4 separate regions of the Homo sapiens genome follow, and regions 1, 2 and 3 are each linked to region 4. A link is a contact called in ENCODE Hi-C or POLR2A ChIA-PET data. All regions are on one chromosome and are shown on one strand. The core of a region is the stretch at or near the end of the contact, and the rest is flanking DNA. Distances in the headings are between cores, read along the strand shown. Region 1 holds the start of KLHDC3 (kelch domain containing 3). Region 2 holds the start of PEX6 (peroxisomal biogenesis factor 6). Region 3 holds the start of RPL7L1 (ribosomal protein L7 like 1). Region 4 holds the start of TAF8 (TATA-box binding protein associated factor 8).

What was found. A loop is a pair of places that touch in the nucleus more often than their neighbours do. ChIA-PET counts read pairs that join two places held with the same protein, here RNA polymerase II (POLR2A). Pooled maps may share reads with other maps.
Region 1: a loop to region 4 is called in a map of naive thymus-derived CD4-positive, alpha-beta T cell, with 6 times the contacts of the local background. The contact joins the promoter of KLHDC3 here to the promoter of TAF8 in region 4. A Hi-C loop is called at or near these places in 1 of 168 maps with a recorded cell type or tissue (naive thymus-derived CD4-positive, alpha-beta T cell), 2 of 37 single-sample maps with no recorded cell type and 10 of 50 pooled maps.
Region 2: a pooled map shows a loop between it and region 4 (7-fold over the local background). The contact joins the promoter of PEX6 here to the promoter of TAF8 in region 4. A Hi-C loop is called at or near these places in 6 of 50 pooled maps. POLR2A ChIA-PET finds 5 or more read pairs at or near these places in 2 of 52 experiments (GM12878 and Panc1).
Region 3: a pooled map shows a loop between it and region 4 (16-fold over the local background). The contact joins the promoter of RPL7L1 here to the promoter of TAF8 in region 4. A Hi-C loop is called at or near these places in 1 of 37 single-sample maps with no recorded cell type and 10 of 50 pooled maps. POLR2A ChIA-PET finds 5 or more read pairs at or near these places in 4 of 52 experiments (HCT116, PC-9, activated CD4-positive, alpha-beta T cell and 1 more).

What each region holds. Positions count from the first base shown.
Region 1 is chr6:43,012,893-43,015,592 of GRCh38, forward strand. KLHDC3 (kelch domain containing 3) reads left to right here and starts at 1,357. Exons shown (of 11, transcript NM_057161.4): 1 at 1,357-1,456. It overlaps MEA1 (male-enhanced antigen 1), which reads right to left and starts at 1,054. Exons shown (of 4, transcript NM_014623.4): 1 at 894-1,054; 2 at 223-497; 3 at 34-136. The coding sequence starts at 921. RefSeq lists a silencer at 926-975 and an enhancer at 1,186-1,305.
Region 2 is chr6:42,977,923-42,980,622 of GRCh38, forward strand. PEX6 (peroxisomal biogenesis factor 6) reads right to left here and starts at 1,259. Exons shown (of 17, transcript NM_000287.4): 1 at 347-1,259. The coding sequence starts at 1,228. It overlaps LOC124900215 (a long non-coding RNA gene), which reads right to left. Exons shown (of 2, transcript XR_007059580.1): 2 at 2,620-2,700. RefSeq lists enhancers at 519-1,460, 1,621-1,670 and silencers at 831-1,210, 1,865-2,061.
Region 3 is chr6:42,878,271-42,880,970 of GRCh38, forward strand. RPL7L1 (ribosomal protein L7 like 1) reads left to right here and starts at 1,346. Exons shown (of 6, transcript NM_001366481.3): 1 at 1,346-1,681; 2 at 2,591-2,696. The coding sequence starts at 1,641. RefSeq lists enhancers at 358-1,315, 1,058-1,527, 1,316-2,272, 1,548-1,607.
Region 4 is chr6:42,049,142-42,051,841 of GRCh38, forward strand. TAF8 (TATA-box binding protein associated factor 8) reads left to right here and starts at 1,383. Exons shown (of 9, transcript NM_138572.3): 1 at 1,383-1,445; 2 at 2,216-2,372. The coding sequence starts at 1,401. It also overlaps a transcript of CCND3 not described here. RefSeq lists enhancers at 1,006-1,557, 1,339-1,888, 1,558-2,109.

The DNA of each region.
Region 1 (2,700 bases), core at 107-2,606, 960 kb after region 4:
TAATTATTCCAGAATGAAAGAATGATCTTTTACCTGGGTCCATGGGAATAGAGCTGTGGTTGTTCAACGCTGTAGCTCCCTCCTCATCTTCATCTTCACTCTCTAATGGTGGGTCTGGCAAATGAAGCCCCAGGGCCTGCAGAGCCACAGAAGACCGTTTGGGTCTAGGCTTTCAGGGAGCCCAGCTTCACCTGTTCAGGAACCATCCCTCCTCCACCCTACCTGGATTCGATCCTGGATGTCAGCAACTACATCTCCATCCCCCACTGGTGCCAGTTCCACCTCCTCTTGTTCAGGATCTTGGTTCAGGGGCTGGTAGGAGTAGCCAGCTGGGCCCGACCCCGTTTCCTCCTGCTCTTCCTCAGGCTCCTCACTGCTCCAATCCCCAGTGCCTTCTGAAGGGCCCTGATGTCCCAGTTCCTCAGTCTGATTGGGGAAGATACGCTCAGGGCCCATGGTGTCTCCTCCTAGAACTACTGTTGCCATCCGGGCAGGGGCTGCAAGAACAGGGAGGCGGTAGGACAGGGATCGGATGAAACCAGGCCCATCTTCATCCTCTCATCATCTCCTTGTAGTCTCCTGCGTGCAAAAAACCAGCTCCTCCCCGAGGCTCCTGCATCCTCCACCCCTCCGCCCCAATTCCAGCCTCTCGTTCCTCCCCCTCCTAAGTCGGGGTTCTTATCTTGAACCAGGCCCCACCAACTTGCTCCGCCACTTCCTAGTTAAACGCCCAACCGGAGGCCCTGCCACCTCCTAAAAGACACCCCTTCCAGAACCCCGGCTCCCCGCGCCACGCCTCCCCCGCGACTTGGGAACTCTGGGTCATCAGACTCCCCTAAACAGGTCGGCGTACCCGCCCCCTTCTCCCCTCTCCTAGAGGACCCCCTCTGTACCGCCTGACAGATGCCTTTCAGGCCCCATGGGCTCCCCTCAAATGGCCCCAGCTGCAGCGTCCCCCACCCGCCCCCATCCGAATCCCGGCGCCGGTGTTCCCGCGCGCCTCACCCGCTCAGAGCCCGCGGCCTCCACTTCCGGCGGGGCAGGACGTGCAGAGGTGCCTAGTCCTCCAGCCCCGCCCCATATCCATGATTGACGCTGGCGAGGACGAGGAGTCCGCCCCTTGCCCCGCCTCCGTCATTCCCAGCCCAAAAAACAAAGGACTGCATTACCCAGTGGCCTCCTCGGTCTCGACACATATTTGCACATGCGCAGAATCTCTCCTACGCCCCTGCCCACTCCTCAGCCCTCTCGTCCCTCAGGAAACGTATGGACTACAAGTCCCGAAATGCCTCCGGCACTTAGCTACGACTGCACGTGCGCGCACAGCTGCCCGCCGGAAGAACCGAGCTTGGCTGTGTTTATCTCGTTGGGGACTAAGGCGTCGGTTGGCGCGCAACGGGTTCTAGGCTGCAGGCAGCTCGAGGACCCGCGGCCCCGCCCCGGCTCGGCCTGGCAGGTAGCCTGGGATGGGTAGAAGGGCAAGGGAGAATTAGGGGGCTTAGGACGTGCTGTCTGGAGCTGGAGTGGCGGGGGAGGGGCCTGAGAGTGATGAGGTGGGGGTGGGGAGGGAGCTAGGGGGATGATGGGAAAGGAGAGTGTTAATGGGGAAAGCAGGGCTAGGGGAGGATGGCGAGGAGATGGGTAGGAGAGACCTGGTGTCTGGAGGAAGCAATGAAGGAAATGGGAAGGAAGACTGGGCCATGAAAACAGGGAAGCTGAGCATAATGGAAGGGGAGGGGTGTCTGGCGTGGTGGGCTAGGGGAGGCCGGAATGTCTGGAAGAAGACAGGGATAGAGTCATATGCAGAGAGGGGTATCGTGGTCAGTGCATGCTAATTTTTCTTTCCTTAGTGGAGGTGGGAAAATGGAGGGCTGTTGGGTGGAGCTTGGAATGGTAGGAGAAGGAAAAATGAGAAAACTGCAAAGCTCTCACGAGATCAAGAAGGGCGAGAAATGGGGAATAAAAAATGCAAGAGACCAGGCGGGTAGATACATTAAGGGAATAGAAGAAGTTTGAAAATGCTTGGTGGTGATGGAGGACTGGGGAGACCCAGGGATAAGAGGAGCCCCTGAGCGCCTGGGGGCTTGTTCTCCTTGAATTTGAGTTGTTTATATGGCAGAGAAACTAAAATTTTTTTTCTCCACCTTTGGCTGGAATTGCTTATCTCCTCTCCTGTGCATATTTTACTTTACCTTGACATATCTGAAGGGAAGAATAGAGAATATAAGGGAGGATGGAAGACTTCCATTCTTAAGCCCATCGACCTCCTAACAGTCTCCACAAGCCCAGACCCAAGATATTTTGGAGAGCGGGAGTAATGAAGTGAGAGTAGCTTCCTGCTGGGGCTATTTCAGGATGGGTCCCATGGCTATTTAAAGCTTAGGGTGTGGAGTTGGGGGAGGTTGGGTGGGTGGGACTAGCAAGCCAGCTGAAAGCCATGTCTCTTTCCTGCAAGGGGCCTCCCTTATTTGAGCTGTTTTAGTGCCTGAGGTTTTGCCTGGCCCTTTCCTCTGCCAGGGCTTCTTAAACAGGGAGCAGATGATGATACACCCAAACTCAGGAGATGCTTGCCAGCAAAAGCATTGTCAGTTGCAAGGATTTGCCTGAAAAAACCTCAGATGTACCCAGGTGTACGTGCCACTAGGTTGACAGGTTGTGTTTAAGAGACCATGACCAGCTGGGCATGGTGGCTCACGCCTG
Region 2 (2,700 bases), core at 9-2,508, 930 kb after region 4:
AACCTCCGCCTCCCAGGTTCAAGCGATTCTCCTGCTTCAGCCTCCCAAGTAGCTGGGATTAGAGGCATGCACCACCACGCCCGGCTAATTTTACATTTTTTTAGTAGAGACGGGGTTTCTCCATGTTGGTCAGGCTGGTCTCGAACTCCCGACCCCAAGTGATCCGCTCGCCTCGGCCTCCCAAAGTGCTGGGATTACAGGCGTGAGTCACCGCGCCCGGCTAGAAACATTATGTTCAAAGTCCGGGATGATATGGGGCACGAGTCCTAAATCTTCCAATTTACCTAAGACAGAGAAGAGGGTATAAGAAAGAGGAAGCACTCCTGACCCCAGTCCTTTATCCTACCTGAATTCTGAGCTCTCCCATTTCCAGGGGGTCACAGCCAAGATTAAAAGCCAAAGTGGCAGGGACAAGCGCCAGTCCGTCAGCGAGGGGCTCTCCCAGCGGTCCAGAGCCGGGTCCCAGTCTATCAGAGAGGTCCCAGCGAGGTTCTAGGACCTGCACCCTAGCCAAGTGCGGCTGTGAAGTGTTCGATGACTCTCTGGCCTGGGCCACCCACACCCATTCGCCCTGGAAGAGGCCAAGGCCACGGAGACAGCTCCGGCTCACCCCTAGTGAATCTCCAGTCCCTCCCAGAACTCCCTGGAGTCGCCGCACTGTGCCAGAAACCGCAAAGGAGGACACCACGGGCGGGGGTGGGGGCCGACTGCTGTCCCCAGACTCTGGACACAGTCTGGCCCGCCCGCGGAGCTCAGTCACAGCCAGCCGAGTCCCTGGGCCCAGCAGCCCTTGCAACGCCGGCCGCGTCTCCAGCACCCGCGGTCCGGGCACTGGGAGGGTCTCTCCGCGCCTCACCAGCAGCGGCCCGACTCGCGGTCCGAGCCCAGGCCCCAGCGAGGTGCCAAGCAGTGCCCAACCTAGCGCCGGGGGCCGCCGCACCGCCCGCGCCCGCACCCAGGCCCCGGAGCCCAGTGCCAGGAGCCGCAGCAGCGCGCGGCTAACCAGTAGCTGCGGCGGCCCGGGACCCTGCTCTTCGGTGCCCGCGTCCGGCCCCTCCAGGGCTGCCACCAGCAGCGCCGGCCCTGCCGGGCTCTCCCCTGCAGGCCTCAGGGCCAGCACCAGGCCCAGCTCCGCCGCCGGCCACGGGCCCCCGGGTGGCAGCAGCACTGCCAACGGGGGTGTCTCGGTCGGAAAGGGCTCCAGGACCCGCAAGACAGCCAGCGCCATGGTGACAGGACACCAACGAGGAGGGTGAAGGAGCGCAGCTTCCGGAGCCAGAGAGCCAGACGACTAGTGTGCGCGAGGGCCGCTTCCGCTTCCGTCAGGGGAGGCCAGAGGAAAAGGGGAGGGGGGTCGGGTGCCGCGAACTTGCTCTGAGGGGGTTAGCTGCGCCTCGGATTGATCTGCGTCGTGCCTCGATAGGCAGTAACCTTCATCGCTGCGGTTGCGTAGCGTTTACCCATGCGCCATTTGAACTTGTGCTTAAGGGATTTATCTTTGCCTTCTACGGAAGTAATGTTCTCTTAACTATTTTTCCCCGTGGCATGAACGTAACAGTTTATTGACTGATAAATGAACAGTCAGCATGCTCGGGATGACTGGGCCCAGTACTGGGAGCTCTAGGTGAAATGTTTCGGAAGGAGTCCGCTCCTCTGCGGAGCTCCTGCAGCTTCCCCTGTGGAACTGTGAGCACTGAGGTTTGAGGGTTGCAGGAAAGGTTGCAGGAGGGAGTAGCAGGATTAGAAAACTGTCTCACACTTGCTTATAGGTATATAGTGGCTGCTGAGTGAATTACTAGATGTGATTCATACAGCCCTGGAGTGCTTGGTGCCACCACACATGTTCCAGCACATCTGGCACAAAACCCATGTTCCAGGACTTCTTGCCCTGTTCATTGTTCTGTTTGTTTTACTCCCACCAAACTTAAGTTGAAGACAAAACAGCTTTTCTTTCACCCCCCCCCCCCAAATCCTTGCAGATCGGAAACCCATTCACTTTCTATCCTAGAGCGGGGCAGGCAGCAGAGCAGGCAGAAGGAAAGGAGTTCAAGGCTTCTGTCAGCATAACACCAACAGTCGACTTCCTGCGTGTGCTGTTATTTAGATTCCATCCTTCTCTTCACCTCCACTGTTCTGTACAAGACACTCAGCTAGTGGTAGGCCACATTTCCTTTTTTATGGCAACAGGGTCCTACTCTGTCACCCAGGTTGGAGTACAGTGGCACGATCCCCATTCATTGCAGCTTCTACCGTCCCAGGCTCAAGTGATCTCCCACCTCAGCCTCCCGAGTAACTGTAGCCGGGACCACAGGCACACGCCACCATACCCAGCCAATTTTTTTTTTGAGACGGAGTTTCGGTCTTGTTGCCCAGGCCAGAGTGCAATGGCACGATCTCAGCTCACTGCAATCTCCGCTTCCCAGGTTCAAAGAATCTCCTGCCCCAGCCTCCCAAGTAGCTGAGATTACAGGTGTGTGCCACCACACCCAGCTAATGTTGTATTTTCAGTAGAGACGGGGTTTCACCCTGTTGGTCAGGCTGGTCTCGAACTCCTGGCTTCAAGTGAGCCACCTGCTTACGCCTCCCAAAGTGCTGGGATTACAGGCATGAGCCACTGCGCCTGGACTAATTTTTTATTTTTTGTAGAGACAGAGTTTCTCTGTGTTGCCTAGGCTGGTCTCAAACTCCTGGTCTGAAGAG
Region 3 (2,700 bases), core at 96-2,595, 830 kb after region 4:
TAACAAGGTGAAATCTCTACTAAAAATTCAAAAAATTAGCCAGGCGTGGTGGCGGGCGCCTGTAGTCCCAGCTACTCGGGAGGCTGAGGCAGGAGAATGGCGTGAACCCGGGAGGCGGAGCTTGCAGTGAGCCAAGATCGCGCCACTGCACTCCAGCCTGGGCGACAGAGCGAGACGCCATCTCAAAAAAAAAAAAAAAAAAAAAGCAGAATATCAGCTCCCCACCCGGCCTCCTGAATAAAAATCTGTATTTTAGTAAAATCTTCAGGTGACTCCTATTCACTATTAATGCTTGAGAAGCGCTGCTCTGGAGGTTTCCAGAGATGATAAGACTTGTGTTGTTTTTCAGGATTTTTAATTTTAAAAAAAATTTATTTCTTGTTTTTTTTGAGACTGTCTCGCTCTGTCGCCCAGGCTGGAGTGCAAGTGGCACAAACTCGGCTCACGCAGCCTCCGCCTTCTGGGACTTCAGGCGCGAGCCACCACGCCCAGCTAATTTTTTGTATTTTTAGTAGAGACGGGGTTTCACCATCTTAGCCATGCTGGTCTCCAACTCCTGACCTCAAGTGATCCACCTGCCTTGGCCTCCCAAAGTGCTGGGATTACAGGTGAAAGCCACCGGCCCGACCTACTGTTTTTCAGGATTCTATATAGACTGGGAGGGAAGAACGCAAATTCCGGGCGATGAGAGCTGCATAAGGGTTTTATTTTTATTCTTTTTTTTTCTTTTCTTTTCTTTTTGTTTTTTTGAGACGGAGTCTTGCTCTGTCGCCCAGGCTGGTGGGCAGTGGCGCGATCTCGGCTCACTGTAACCTCCGCCCAAGACGGGGTTTCGCCGTGTTGGCCAGGCTGATCTCGAACTCCTGACCTCAGGTGATCCTCCCGTCTCGGCCTCCCTCCCAAAGTGCTGGGATTACAGGCGTGAGCCACCGCGCCCGGCCTGTGTAACGGTTTTAGACGGGAAGGAAGCATGTTGTAGTTTTCGGTCCAGCAGTAATAGTAACAAACATAGTGCTGACAGACACTGCTAAACGCTTTATCTAATCTCCTGTAATCCTCGTAACGCCATTAGGTAGACCTATTATTACTGTACACCCATTTTATGGGTAATGAAGCCGCAGTATAGAGGGGTTAAATAACGTGTTCAAGGACGCATCGACGGGGCCAAGCAGACGGAATTGCAGCTACCTGCTTTACCACTCTAAGTCCTCAACAAACACTTCCACCTACACGTGAGAGCCAAAGCCATAGCCTCCAAGTTTTTCCACAGAGCGAAAATGTTTCGCGGAGTTTGCCTGTCTTCCTCCCCAGAGACGCAGCACAGCCGCGCCGGAAGTGCGGCGCCGTAGCTAGGAGCGGACGCCATAGGTGCATTGTGGGAAGCACTTTGCTGTCCACAGCCAGGCCGCTTGTGATGAAACTGTAACTTACAAGAAAAGGGCTGGGTTTTGAAAATAACACAGGCTCTAAAAACCCTAAGAAGCGGTGCAACTTTTGGCAGGAATCGGGGTTAGCGGGACCTCAAGGGCTCACTGCGGCTAAGTGAACGCTGACTGGTCCTCCAGCGTGAGCTAGAACAGACGTCTCTATGGTCAAGTAAACAGAGCGTGTGCTGTCTTCCCCATGTGGTGGGGTTGCGCATGATCAGTAGCTGCACCACTAGAAAGATGGCGGAGCAAGAGTGAGTGTTTGGGGCTTTGAATATCTGGAGTGGGGTCTTGAGTATCCGGTGCCATCCACGGTGTTTATGCCTTGGTGGCGGATTCCTGTGGGCTCTAGGAATAGAAAAGGCCACAGTTTACAAAGGGTGGGGGTGAGGAGGAGTAGCGCTGTGGCGGAGGAGGGAGGGGACCGCGGTCAAGTTCGGGTTATCTGGAGAGGCGAGGATTGACTTCAGGCAGCGGGCTGGAGTGCCACAGTTGAATTCACCCAGCCCGACAAGTGTTAACTCTGCAGATAGGCCTGCCCCCGCCCCAACCCCATAGATTCGTCGCTGCTAGTGCCTATGAAGAACTGTGGCCGTGAAAACCCTGTTAACTTATACGAACCCAGAGGCTAAAGGATTCATTATTTTCCGAGGCTTTGGGGATGAGTGACTATTAGGGATGGATTTATGAGGCCTGGAGTCAGAAACCGCAGGTTTCAGGGGAATCTTTCTTCAGATACTTGAAAACAGTAATGTTCCCTAAAGCCCAGGATATTGAATTGGTTTGGAAATCCATTGAATGTTCGTTTTCTTTTTTGTTGTTGTTTTTGTTTTGAGACGGAGTCTTGCTCTGTCCCCCAGGCTGGAGCGCAGTGTCGGGATCTCGGCTCGGTGCAACCTCCGCCTCCCGGGTTCAAGCGATTCTCCTGCCTCAGTCTCCCGAGTAGCTGGGATTACAGGCGTGCGCCACCACGCCCAGCTGATTTTTTATTTTTAGTAGAAACGGGGGTTTCACCATGTTGGTCAGGCTGGTCTCGAACTCCTGACCTCAGGTAATCCACCCACCTCGGCCTCCCAGAGTGCTGGGATTACAGGCTTGAGCCACCGAGCCCGGCCAAGTGTTCTTTTCTAAATGTTATCTCTGATCTCAATTTTCTGCATCAGGCAAAGAAAAATCCCTTTGGTTCCAGAAAATCTCCTGAAAAAGAGGAAGGCTTATCAAGCCCTCAAAGCCACCCAGGCAAAGCAGGCACTTTTGGCAAAGAAGGAGGTAA
Region 4 (2,700 bases), core at 133-2,632:
TCTCCTGCCTCAGCCTCCCGAGTAGCTAGGACTACAGGCGCACGCCGCCACGCCCGGCTAATTTTGTGTATTTTTAGTAGACACGGGGTTTCACCATGTTGGTCAGGCTGGTCTCGAACTCCTGACCTGAGGTGATCCACCCGCCTCGGCCTCTCAAAGTGCTGGGATTACAGGCGAGAGCCACCGCGCCCGGCCGATTTCTTGACTCTTACTACACGTCAGGCACTGTGACAGACTCTTTCTGTGTATCATCTCATCTTTCCCCCAGCTTTACAGAAGAGGAAACTGAGACACACTGAGGATTAAGGTCAAGTGCCCGAAGTACCATAGCTGGCTAGTGTTAGGATCCAAGCCCAGAATCTGCGTCCTGCCAGGCACCTGCAAATGGGGACGAACACGGCGCAGCTAGAGGGGCTGACAGGCTAGGGAGAAAACCACTGGTAGCCGCGGGCACCCCACGCCCTGGGAGTGAGGCGGCAAGGGACAAGTCTCCCGCCCCCTAGACTTGCCTCGCAAATACTTGCGGGTCGAGGGCGCGAAGGCAGCAGGATGCAGCGATAGACTTGGACTAGGTGGTCCAGGCTCTACTTCCAAGTGGGCCATTGACAGGCGGGGCGGCCCTCAGCACAAAATCACCAGGCTGGATGCTCCAGGGTTTCCCAACATTACTCGCTCAGAAGAATCATCTGGGGAGCTCCTTAATGAGAAAGATTCCCAAGCCCCTCTTCCAGAGAGTGAAGTCACTGGGATTGGGCTGGGCCCAGCCAGGTGTTACTAATAATAAGACAAGTTTGGAAAACCCTGCGAGTGTAGATGATCTCCTGGTATGCTCTTTATAAGAACCGATTTTCATATTAAAATAGGTTTCTTTTAACTCAGTGAAACCGGGCGCGTTTTCCTGGCCCACAACCAAGCCACTGAAGGCCCCAGAACACTTCACTCTCAAAAGGTCACGTGAGGCTGGCGCGGTAGCTCACGCCTGTAATCCCAGCACCTTGTGAGGCCGAGGCCGCGGACTGCTTGAGCTTAGGTGTTCGAGACCAGCCTGGCCAACATGGCGAAACTCGGTCTCTACTAAAAATACAAAAACTAGCGGGGCGTGGTGGTGCCCGCCTGTAATCCCAGCTACTCCGGAGGCTGAGGCGGGAGGATCGCTTGAGCCTGGGAGGTGGAGGTTGCAGTGAACCGAGATCGCGCCATTGCACTCTAGCCTGTGAAACGGAGCAAGACTCTGTATCCAAAAAAAAAAAAAAAAAGTCACGTGAGCCGGGGTCACCGGAGGCGTCCCCCAACCGACTGGGCTTCGGAAAACCAAGGGGCGCACGCCGCCCCGCCCCGCCCCGCCCCGCGACTACAAGTCCCATCGCGCCCCGCGCTCGCGCACACTACGCCAGAACAAGATGGCCGACGCGGCGGCCACAGCTGGGGCCGGTGGCTCCGGAACGGTAAGGGCAGGAAGCGCGGGCTCGGAGCCGAGAGAGTTTGGGTATCCTGCAACTTTCCCCTCGACTGAGCAACAAGATAATGCCCAGAAATTCAGCCCCATCATGAGCTCCGACTGGCGGAGGGTGTTTTCAGGCCGTAGGCGCCCCCTCCTTGGGACTTGGCTGCGGCCTCCGGAGTTGGCGGACCTGTGTCTTGATTGGCTCGTTCGCTGTTGGGGGTTGGGAGCCCGGAACACCCCCGATTGGTCTGAAGATGCCGTTTTCGCCTTCTTATTGGCCGGCCAAAGTTGAAAGGCATTCCCGTTTCAAAATATTTAGCTTTCTTACTTTTTTGTGCTTTTATCTTTTGCCCTCCTCTCCTCGCGGTCACCTCTTGTTACTGTTTTCATTTTCCCTTTCAATGAAATGGTGTGAAGATGGGAGGCACAAGAGAGGGATCCTGTTTTTTCTGCGGGACACGTCTTAATCCCATCATGCGTGTTTCTTCAGCTATGTATTCTAATAATCTGCTAAAGTAGAAAGTAAAAGACCTGCTATTTTATCTCATTGGGACTGTACGTTTTAGGTAAGCGGAGAAGTGGTCTCTGTATTTAAAGCACCTTGGGTGCTCAATTTTTACTCAGTTGGCCAAGATCTGTAAATCTAAACATTAAGCACTGATTTTTAAAATAAAATTATTTAGTAAAATAACTTTGCTTGCCGTTGACCACGTATGAACTATGTGATTGCATCCTTCTCCTGTGGATGAAAATCTCTCTGCTGATTCACAGAGATCGGGAAGTAAACAGTCCACTAACCCTGCCGATAACTATCATCTGGCCCGGAGGAGAACCCTGCAGGTGGTTGTGAGCTCCTTGCTGACAGAGGCAGGGTTTGAGAGTGCCGAGAAAGCATCCGTGGAAACGCTGACAGAGATGCTGCAGAGCTGTGAGTACATGGAAACACTTGGCCTTGGAGTCAACCCCAACATCAGTTCTGTGCCCTGCTTTGTGATAGTGTTTGAGAGGATTTAAGAAACAAACTTTTTTCTTAAGAGGGGAGAAAAAAAATTTTTTTTAATGTAAAAAGTTGAGAAAAGAAAACAGCACAATGGGCCGAGCGTGGTGGCTCACGCCTGTAATCCCAGTACTTTAGGAGGCTGAGGCGGGTGGATCACCTGAAGTCAGGAGTTCAAGACCAGCCTGGCCAACGTGGCGAAACCCCGTCTCTACTAAAAAACACACAAAAAAATTAGCTGGGCGTGGTGGCAGGTGTC